Linked DNA regions of Homo sapiens: region 2 is linked to region 1. A link is an interaction called in ENCODE POLR2A ChIA-PET data of the cell type or tissue named here. Cell type or tissue: PC-9. All regions are shown on one strand. Links, peaks and the distances in the headings refer to the core of each region. The heading gives the core; the rest is flanking DNA.

Region 1 (5,374 bases), core at 291-5,290:
ACCTATGGGCTAAAGAGACGGGGTGTGATGGGGGCACAGTAAGAAGATAAGAAGGGCATTTTATGGTGGACTTAGAGGATGGGGAGGGGAGTGGGATGCTTGGGCAATGGCGTTCCATTGGAATAAGACACTAAAGAATACTTGGGATGAAAATCAGGAGACACTGGGTGGAGGAGCTGAGTCCTGGCTGCTAGATGACACCTTGAGTGAGTGAGGGGCACGAACAGAGGTGCTAGGAAGCCGACCCCATTCTCTCTGCACACGATGCCAGGGATGCCATTGGATCTCCTGTGTGGGGCTTCCTGAGAACCCCCCTTCCAGGCACCTGGAAACCCTTGCCAGCTCCCACACATCTGGTGATGAGCAAGCCCGCATGAAGCACAAGTGGAAAAGAGCAAGACACTCAAAACCTCTGTCTTTTTCTCTTCAAATATTTGCAGAGGGAGTGTGGCAGGAGCTCAGGAATGCGGTGCTTATTGCTCACACTACATTAAAATTCAGATTGGCTTGTGCAATATCCCTGGCATAACCGCTCTGTGCTGATATTTTTATAACTCTTAATATCAAACAAATTGCCTCTTCACTGAGACAGTTTAATGTGACGGGGGCCGTGCCCGCCAGCTTCCTCACGCCGGCCCCATAAAGATCACCGTTCTGTTACTGGGGACAGAGGAGCTATGAATTTACTGTCAAAAATATGACTGGATTATGCAGAGTAAATCTTGGACTGTATTAAAAGGATCATGGTGTTTTAATTTCTTTTCTCTCCCCATACACTTGCCACCACATCTTTTTTTACTAATAAAATAAGGTTGGGGCCTCCATGTTGAATCATCTATGAATCATCTTTTTTGGCCTACCTTCCTGTTTTTGTCATATTCATGCCTCTTCTTCAGTCATCAATAGATGCCTTTGGCTCTACCTTACATTCAGTAGACGCCTCCTCTTTCCTTCATGATCTGGGAGAGAAAAAGATTTGAATGGATTTTTCTAGAAAATCTCCACCATACTTCAACTTCAGGGTCAACAGAATCTTCTCTTGTTTGGGTAACTTTTACCCCAATGGCATCTGGGGAGTAGAGAGAACTATAGTTGAACACTACACTCTTCTTCATGAGCTCATTCTATCAAACACTCCTTTTATTACAAAGACATGATTTCCTACATAATTAGGAAAAATAGACTGTATTTATTGAATAATCAGTTCTCCCTTTCATTTATAAATCAAGGACCTAGAAAAATGCCAATCAGAGCAATCCATTGAGATAGTACGTATTCCCAAATTGAGTTGTTATAAATCAACCCAAAGCAAAGAAACCTGACATTTTACTAGCCCAAGTCACTTTACTGTAGGTAATCAGTCCTTTCCAAATATTGAACATAGTTTGTGAACTCTGCCCTCCCACCGTTACTGCCCTAGAGAGCCACTCAGAGACCCAGGACACTGAAGTTTAGAACAAGTGAGTAAGGTGTCCTCCAAGAAATACATTGATTGGAGGAGTTGTGTCAGTAGAAGTCTCAGTACAGCACATGCAAGTGCTAATAGCAGCAGAAACGCAAAGAACAAATGATCAAAGTGTTTTGCATCATCTTCCAGCCTTCCTAAGACCACACACTCCAGACTGACAGACAGACATACAAATGGACACCAGTCACACATTCTTGTTTTCAAGGCAGGGAGGAAAGCTTCCACTTGAAAAGTGCCCCATCACTTGAAAGGGTTACCTGTGTGAGGTCACATAATTTTGAGTGTTTTTCTCTCGTATCTTTATATGTCAAATCTTCTTTTTCTTCTCTACTTGTATTTTATGAAGTAATACTTAGGATGACTCCACCATTTTCAAGTTTTACATTTTCATATACTTTGAAATTGGTATCCTCACATAACATAGTTAACACCAATCAGAGGTAACTTCACCCAGTATTAAAACTTGGTGCACATTTGTTTCGTAAATGTTTTAGGAAGATTTGAACTGAATAATCTTTTTCTTTAAATATCATATCTTTTTTGTTTCCTATGGCTGAAGCCATATCCACTTCCTTTGCTTCCAGAACATGCCAGATTACCCTGGCTTGCAGAACTGGTCATCTTTGAAAATCTACAAAGTTCTAGAAAGGCTGATCTAGGCTAGGAACTCAGATCAGGCCCTGTAGAATTGTCAGCTATTAAAATATGTCACATCTTATGCTTATGAAACTAGGAAAAAGCATAAATCACGCTTTTATAACTGACTGCTATGGTCTGAATGTGTCCCCCAGAGTTCAAATGTTGGTAACTTAATCTCCAATGCAACAGTGTTAAGAGGATGGATATTTAAGGGTTATTGGGCTCTGTCCTCGTTAATGGATTAATGGTGTTATCATGGGAGTTAGTTATTGATGGAGCAGGTTTCTGATAAAAGGGATGAGTCTGCCCTGCTTTCTCTCTTGCTCCTTCCTGCTCTTTTCCCCTTCCTCCTTCCCGGCTAGGATGATACAGCAAGAAGGTCCTCACCAGATGCAGCCCCCAACCTTGGATTTCCCAGCCTCCAGAAGAGTAAGAACAAAAAAAATTTTCTTTATAAATTTCTTAGGCTGTGGTATTGTGTTACAGCAACACAAAACAGACTAAGACACTGACTATGATAAAAATGGGATGATCTAGGCCAGGTGCGGTGGCTCACACCTGTAATCCCAGCACTTTGGGAGGCCAAGGTGGGCGGATCACGAAGTAAGGAGATCAAGACCATCCTGGCTAACACGGTGAAACCCGATCTCTACTAAAAATACAAAAAATGAGCCGGGTGTGGTGGCAGGCACCTGTGGTCCCAGCTACTTGGGAGGCTGAGGCAGGAGAATGGCGTGAACCCAGGAGGCGGAGCTTGCAGTGAGAGGAGATCACGCCACTGCACTCTAGCCTGGGCAACAGTGCAAGACTCCGTCTAAAAAAAAAAAAAAAAAAAAAAAATCTGAATAATGCAAAAGTTAGGAAATCTTGATAATAGCAAAAATTTAGAAACAATCAAAATGAACAAAAATATGTGCCTTGTTAAAAAAAATCATCCATAGAGCATACAAACCTATAAAAAATCACTGTAACAACTTAAAATTTTGTTTTAGAAGAAATATTTAACATGATATAAAAAGGGACCGGGCGCGGTGGCTCACGCCTGTAATCCCAGCACTTTGGGAGGCCGAGGCGGGCGGATCACGAGGTCAGGAGATCGAGACCATCCTGGCTAACATGGTGAAACCCCGTCTCTACTAAAAATACAAAAAATTAGCCGGGCGAGATGGCGGGCCCCTGTAGTCCCAGCTACTCAGGAGGCTGAGGCAGTAGAATGGCGTGAACCCGGGAGGCGGAGCCTGCAGTGAACCGAGATCGCGCCACTGCACTCCAGCCTGGGCGACAGAGCGAGACTCCATCTCAAAAAAAAAAAAAAAAAAAAAAAAAGGTATTTACAATTTAACATCGAATGAAATAAAGCAGGTCAAAACAATGTTTACAATATGACCTTGTGTTTTAATACATATATATTTTGAGACTTAAGATAAATTCCAAATTGTTCGTAGTAGAATAACAGGTGATTATTATTTTCTTCTATGTTGCTTATCTCTGTTGTCTTAATGTTTGATGGAAAAAATAAGTGTATTGCTTTCAAAATAAGAGGGAAAAAAAGTAGTCTGGAAAATTGTTTTCATTGCACATCTGTGGGAGTTGAAAATTGAGCCTAGAGCTTATAAGACATTCTTGTATTCATGCATCTCAACAAATAATACTTATGGCCTCTAAGGTAAGCTAGCCCTGTGGCACTGCAGAAAAACCAAAGACCCACTACCTGCCCTCTGACAACTTATAGTTCTGCCACCCAAACAAGAGAAAACTTCAATCGCTGCCTTTGAGGTGAGAATTGAGGGCTCATCTCTGCCAAGGACCTCTGAGGCTTCCACAGCTCCTTGGACTGAGGTTGGAGCCAGCACTGCCTCCTGTGCCCTGAGGGTCCCAGGGGATCAGGGTGTGGCTGAAGTAGTCTGGGCCTGCAGCTACTTCCTCAGGTCCACTCTCCCACCCGGACTGCCTGTCCCATTGCCCTTGGACACCCACCTCGTCACACTCTTCTGTTTCTCCCCTTCCCATCCTCTCTGTCCGGTTTCTTCCAGGCCACCTCCAAAGAGACCTGCTGCTCCACCCCCAATCTGTTGCTTGTGCCTTACTAGAGGTTTCTGCCCTTTTCAGCGCCACATCCCAGGAAAGGAAGAAACATGCTCCAGGGCTGGAAGTTCGTCTTTGAGGGGAGGAAGTTCCCTGGAGTCTGCAGCAGATGGGGGAGGCCCCAGTGGGGCGCACGTGGATGCATTTCTGGGAGGAAACCAAGTACCATCCGCTCTCGCTCGCTCCCATCCAGTGTTTTCTTCCCCCAGTGAGTCTCTTAATTTTGCTCATTTATCTTAAAGAGCTCCGTGAGCGCCGTGGGCTCTGGTGGGGGGTGGGGGGGCGCACGGGGCCTCCGACACCCGACCCCCACGCCTGCCTCCCAGAGGAGCCATCCAGCGCGGACCAAATCTCATTTTCCTACAAATAGTTTGTCAGAAGCAGCAGGGCAAGTAATAAATCACGGAGAGCGAGAGCGGAGAGGGGAGGGGGAGACTGGCGAGGGGAGGGCGGGGCCGAGGGGGCGGAGGGAGGGTTGGCGGCGCCGAGGGAGGAGCGCGCGGGAGGCTGCGAGCGGCGGGGAGGGGCGCAGGCCAGGGAGAGACAAACGGAAAAGGAGGGAAGGAGATCGAAGAGACAAAGAGAGGAAAACACGAGGGAGGATGAGAAAGGGAGAAGGAGCCAGGGGAGTCCAGAGAAAGGAAGCAAAGGGAGAGGGAGAGACTGAAGAGAGGAACGGAAAAGACTGGAAAAGACAGCAAGGGGTGAATCAGGAAGCAGAGAAGGGGAAATAAAAGGAGAGGAGAAAATGAATCCAAAGAGGATGCAAAAAAGGAGGAAGGAGAGATGTCTGGTAGAGAGGCAGACCCGGAAAAGGAATGTGGGCGAGGGGGTGCTCCATGTGTCCTGAGCCCCCTCTATGCCCTGAGCCACAGGGGTGCCTGTAGTCCGACTCCTTGACCACGTCCTCCCCATCCTTATCCCTGCTGCCTGCTCCCGGTGGACTGATGCAGGATGCAGGCAAGGATGGGCTCATCTTGGTCCACTGTTAGCCGGCCTAGAGAGACAGTCATTGCAGTGTGTGTGTGTGTGTGTGTGTGTGTGTGTGTGTGTGTGTGTGTGTGTGATGGAGACAGGGAGGGAAACCTGCATACCAACTATTATGATGAAGACATGCGTTCTTAAGCAGGCTACTTCACTCTTCTGAGCCTCAGTTTTCTGATCTCGAAAATGGGAACAATA
Region 2 (5,374 bases), core at 276-5,275, 190 kb after region 1:
TCAAAATATTCCTGATCCAAGTCCCCAGTCTTCTCAAATTTGCTGACCTGTCGAATAAATTAATCCATATTGATATATCAGTGGCCAATTCATTTATTCACTGGCCAGATATTCACTTAGCACCCAGTATATCGCAAGCAATGGCCTTGGCACTTGAGATACACTGTAGAACAAAACAGACAAAAATATCTGCATGGGTTGAGCTGACATTCTAGCAGCACGATGATGATTTAAAGTTTTTCCTCTTAGGAATATTTTATGGAACACTTTAAACCAAAGTAAGGAAGTGTTTTGTTTTTTTGTTTGTTTGAGACAGGGTCTCACTATCACCCAGGCTGGGATGCAGTGGCATGATCTCAGCTCACCGCAACTGTCACCTTCCAGGTTTGAGTGATTCTCATGCCTCAGCCTCCCAAGTAGCTGGGATTACAGGCATGTACCACCATGCCTGGCTAATTTTTTGGCATTTTCAGTAGAGACAGGGTTTTGCCATGTTGGTCAGGCTGGTCTTGAACTCCTGGCCTCAAGTGCTCTGCCCACCTCAGCCTCCCAAAGTGCTGGGATTACAGGCGTGAACCACCATGCCCAGCTAAAGTGTTAAGAGGGGAGTTTTTGGTGTCATCAATGGGCTAGTGTGATAGAGAGTAAGGAGATGGGCTAGGTTTATAAGTAGGAGAATCCCTTTATGCTAGTGCGTATGCCAAAACTTATGCATTGTGCGATTTATGCTTTTTATTTTATCTTATTTCTTTCTTTATTTTGAGACAGAGTTTTGCTCTTGTTGCCCAGGTTGGAGTGCAATGGTGTGATCTCGGCTCACTGCAACCTCCACCTCCCAGGTTCAAGTGATTCTCCTGCCTCAGCCTCCTGAGTAGCTAGGATTACAGGTATGCGCCACCATGCCCAGCTAATTTTATATTTTTAATAGAGATGAGGTTTCACCATGTTGGTCAGGCTGATCTCGAACTCCTGACCTCATGTGATCCACCTGCCTCGGCCTCCCAAAGTGCTGAGATTACAAGCATGAACTACTGCACCCGGCTAATGCATTTTAAAACAGTGCTTCTCAAATTTAATGTGCATGGGAGATCTGGTTAAGATGATGACCCTAAGTCAGTAAGTCAAGCCTGAGATCTGAGAATCTGCATTTTAACTCCAGAAGTATGCTGATGTTGCTGATGCATGAACCACACTTGGAGCAATAAGGCTCTAAAGCAGATTCCTTTGAGCACTGACTCTTCTAGGACTAATAATAATAATAAGAATATGCCACTCACCACAGAAGGCTATTGCAAAGATTAAGTAACTTTGCAATAACTCAGCATTGCCTATTATTTGCATTTAGTGGTGGGAAAACCAAGGCTCTGAGGTGTTAACTAGCTTGCTTATGAGCACCCAGTGCAAGCAGGAGAGTCAGAGTGTGACTGCAGAGTCCCAGAGTTCACCCATGTGACTGTTTTGCTGCCTTGCCTGTTTCTAACCTGTAGCTTGCTGCTTGACCTAGTTTGCATGAAGAGTCTTAGCCTTGGGTTTTACCTTAGAGCCTCACAAATGTTAGCTGCTATTGTTGTCATTAAGCTTTGATGAGTTTTCTGCCTTGAACCTCCTCCTTTTACCAGGATTAAAAATATATCAACGACACATGCCCTGCCCTGCCAGCTACTTCCATTTTATATACAAGAAAGAGAAAACTCAGAGATGTTGGATGACCTCCTCAACGTCATAGGATCTTAGATCTAGAGAAGACCTTAAACATTTTCTCCAGTTTGTTGCCTTTTAGCCTATTTAGTTTAGTTTGCTTTTAGCAATGAAGTCTCCCTTTCAAACAAAGTCCCATGGGAGGTCCAAGTTGTAAAGAAGAGAAAAACAGAGGGCTCTGTTGGGAACAGGGTTCAAGGGATGAATCCTGGCCCATTTATCCTCCCCTCTGCAGGGTTTCCCATTTCCAGAGACCTTAGAGGGAAGGGTCCAAGGAGCTCTGTTTGGAAAATCCCCATCCAAATCAACATTCCCCTCAAACAAATGAGGAACAGTCCCCACAAAGGGAGGTGACTTGGCCAAAATCAGACAGCAAGTGCATGACCTCACTGGGGCCTGCCTCTTGGACTCCAGAGACCAAGCCCAGAATCTAACAGAAACAACCTGGGCAGGTGAAAGGACCACACTCCTCACTCTCCTGACTGTTTACTGAGGTGTGTTTGATAAGTGGTCACTCATGGTCTTGCACTCCCACCTATGGGGACAAATTCAATACTCCATTCACTAATCTCATAATTTCCCAGATGCTCCTTTCTTTACACCCTGGTTGTTGGGGGGCAAGTCTTTTTATTTTCTAGGTATTGTGAAATAAAATATACATACAGAAAACCGCCTAACTGCATCCATGCCAAGAAATAGAATGTTGTCTGGACCCTAAAATCCCCCAGGTGCTCCTGCCTGCCACTCTCTCTCGCAGGGGCCAAGTGTCACTGGGCCTTCAGACAGAGCATGGCCTTGCTTCTCTCTGCACCACCTGTTTCCACAGCCCTCCACACAACAGCCCCATGTTGCCCGTTTTGAACTTTGTAGAAATGGAATCACACTCTATGCATGCTTTTGTGATTCTTGTACCCACATGATGTTTGTAAGATTATCTGTCTTGTGAGGTGCAGCTGGCTGTAATTCATTCATTTTCTTTGCCAAGGAGCACTGTGTTGTGTGCAGATACATGATGTACTAATTCATTCTGTGATGGGTGCTTGGGTTGTTTCCAGCAGAGGCTGTTGTGGACAGTGCTGCCCCATATCTTTTTTGCAGAGAGATTTGCTCTCATGTTATCCAGGGAGAGTGAGGCTGAAGGAAGAAAAGAACTCTCAGAGAAGAGGCCAGGCGCCAGCCTCTGGGGTAAGAAAGACACATTGGTCTTTCAGTTTCCTCAGCACTCTATACCCAAAGCCTGTCAAGGCCAAGGACATAGTCAACAATATAGGCATTTTCAAGATTTTATTGTAAAACAGAGCTGAAGTCACAGGAAGTAGGGAACTTTGCACCCAACATATACAGCATTCATTCGCTGAGTACCTGCCAAGAGCGAGGCTAGGTGCTTGGCCCTGCAGGGACCTGAGACATATACGAGTCATGTTTCCTGCTCTGCAGAGCTCCCAGCCCGGTGGGGGAGACAGGCAGAGGCACAGCCATCTTTCATACAAGTCTCCAAGTGCCAGAAGCTCTACAATGTCAAGGAGCAATTTATTCCTTCAGCAGAGGAAGAAAGAACCCCCAGGAGCCACATTTGCTCAGAGCCTTGGGAGCTGAGAAACTTCTGATAGGAGGTAAAGTACTGCAGGCAGCTGTAAAAAATCTGGAGTGGAGATGGAGCTTGGAGGCTGGGCAGCAGTGCCTGGACAGAGGAGTCCAGATTATGGAAGTGTTTTAAAAGGAAAAAAAAAATTATGGGGCTAACATAGTACCATAACTTTTAATTTTTACAAGTTGGGACATCACAAAAAAAGAAGAAAAAGAAGGGAAAAGCTACCACTTACTTTCACCATCATTTCACAAATGCAGGAATATTTTAAGTCCTCAGCCTCTCCCCGAAAGAACATAATCTCCAAATGAAGGGCTCTCCTTCACGGGGACTGAAAAAAAAAAATCATGAAATCCTAATTTTCATTTTCCACAAACCCTTAAAAACCTCCCTCATGGACTGGTCTTTTCTTTTTTGTAAAACAGGGTGTGGGAGCCACTTGGTTGGGGGTCATCAAGTGGCCTGATGGATCCAGGGCATGGGAAGGTGGAATGAGGGAGGAAGAGGCAGTGGCAAGAGGAGAGCAGGTTGGGCAGGTGGTCGGGGTTTGATCCTGAATGCAGAGGCGACATGGAAGGGCTTTGTGCAGGGGCTGCTGTGCTCTGATTCACACATTAGAAAGACCATTCTGGAGGCAGCATGGAGGCTGGTCAGTTGAAGAGGAGGCAGAGTCCTGTGACCAGGTTGTTGTGACGCCTTCTGAGGGTCCACCCCTCAATGGCTGGTCCTCAGTGCCCCCATAGCCGGGAGCCCTGGGGCAGGGGGACTGGCAGTCCCTGCAGTCCTTGCCATGCAAGAATGGGAACAGGCAGGCCTGGGCAGTACTACTCGTCCTCCTGGAAGTAGAATTTGGTGACCATGACGCCTTCGTCAGGCATATTGGTGAGGCTGACGGGCTGGTCAGCTTCCATCGCTGTGCAGAGGAACCAACCGGGGCAGGCGGCAGACTCAAAACTGGTGGTGGGGCCACTGTCTGAGCGGATGAAGGCGAAGCGCTTGTCCTGCTTTCTGTTCTCGCTCAGGTCAGTGATGTTAACTGCCTGGAAATCAAAAGATGGGCAGGTGAGAGCTGAGGCCTAGGAAGTCCTGTGCTGCCTCCCTCTCCACTCCACGCCATGAAATGGCCCTCTGGACAGCCCAGAGTTAGTACAGGGGAAATGCCATACCCTAAAAGCCCCCAGGTGCTCCTGTCTGCCATTCTGTGGGACTCTGGGACCTAGGTTTATTTATTTATTAATTAATTTTCCCGAGACGGAGTCTTGCTCTGTCGCCTAGGCTGGAGTGCAGTGGCACAATCTCGGCTCACTGCAACCTCCACCTCCTGGGTTCAAGCGATTCTCCTGCCTCAGCCTCCTGAGTAGCTGGGATTACAGGCATGCACCACCACACCTGTCTAATGTTTTCTATTTTTAATAGAGACAGGGTTTCACCATGTTGGCCAGGCTGGTCTCAAACTCCTGACCTCGTGATCTGCCCACCTTGGCTTCTCAAAGTGCTGGGATTACAGGCGTGAGCCACTGCGCCTGGCCTGGCCCAGGTTTCTTAGGACAGCAAAGACACAAAGAGGCTGTCCCACTGTCACACCTTGACTTTGGGAAATCTGGCCACTCTGGCCTTGGACCACTAAGTCTGGTAAATACACGGCACCATCAGCAGAAGCCAAGGCCTGTGGAGCTGGTGTTCTGTCAGGGTTTGAGCTCTGAGAAGATGGGGTGGTGGTGTGTTCCATGCAATGTCCTAGCCATCCCCACTCCTCACAGAACAGGCAGTCACCCTCCAGAACAGTGTCCCTGGTGAGGGATGGGACAGTGCCACAGTATGGCCACTCACATTGAGGTTAAGCTTGCATCCAGCAAGCCCCTGAGACAAAGCCATGTTTTCCCAGGGCTGGGAAACCCATTAACATTACATGAGATAAAGGAGCACAGGGCTCTGGGTGGAGCACCAACTAATCAATTTGAGTCAATAAGGATTGGAAGAGAAAGGTCCTGAGGATGGGCTTTGCTAGAAGACAGCAGGTCTGCGTGGGTAGGGGGGCCCTTGAGCAAGGGAGTAGCACACAGAGATTCAGGTCCTGTGGTAGATGGT

The links. Peaks named below come from ENCODE experiments on the same cell type or tissue, not always from the same donor. Only the 100,000 strongest peaks of a DNase experiment are listed, where the experiment ranks them.
Region 2: POLR2A ChIA-PET joins it to region 1 with 5 read pairs; 1 of 35 experiments calls an interaction of 5 or more read pairs at or near these places.

The regions. Positions count from the first base shown.
Region 1 is chr2:113,324,264-113,329,637 of GRCh38, reverse strand. LINC02966 (long intergenic non-protein coding RNA 2966) reads right to left here and starts at 4,600. Exons shown (of 4, transcript NR_183358.1): 1 at 4,085-4,600; 2 at 861-959. LOC105373567 (a long non-coding RNA gene) reads left to right here and starts at 4,319. Exons shown (of 3, transcript XR_923223.4): 1 at 4,319-4,400. In PC-9, for the core only: no CTCF peak of the experiment used is centred there; DNase peaks (open chromatin) are centred at 457 and 4,657; H3K4me3 peaks cover 1,722 bases; H3K27ac peaks cover 1,833 bases.
Region 2 is chr2:113,131,608-113,136,981 of GRCh38, reverse strand. It overlaps IL1RN (interleukin 1 receptor antagonist), which reads right to left. Exons shown (of 4, transcript NM_173842.3): 4 at 2,968-4,326. The coding sequence ends at 4,111. Among named protein-coding and RNA genes, the nearest start is that of IL1RN, 6.7 kb to the right of the region's middle. RefSeq lists a silencer at 1,366-1,515. In PC-9, for the core only: no CTCF peak of the experiment used is centred there; a DNase peak (open chromatin) is centred at 3,101.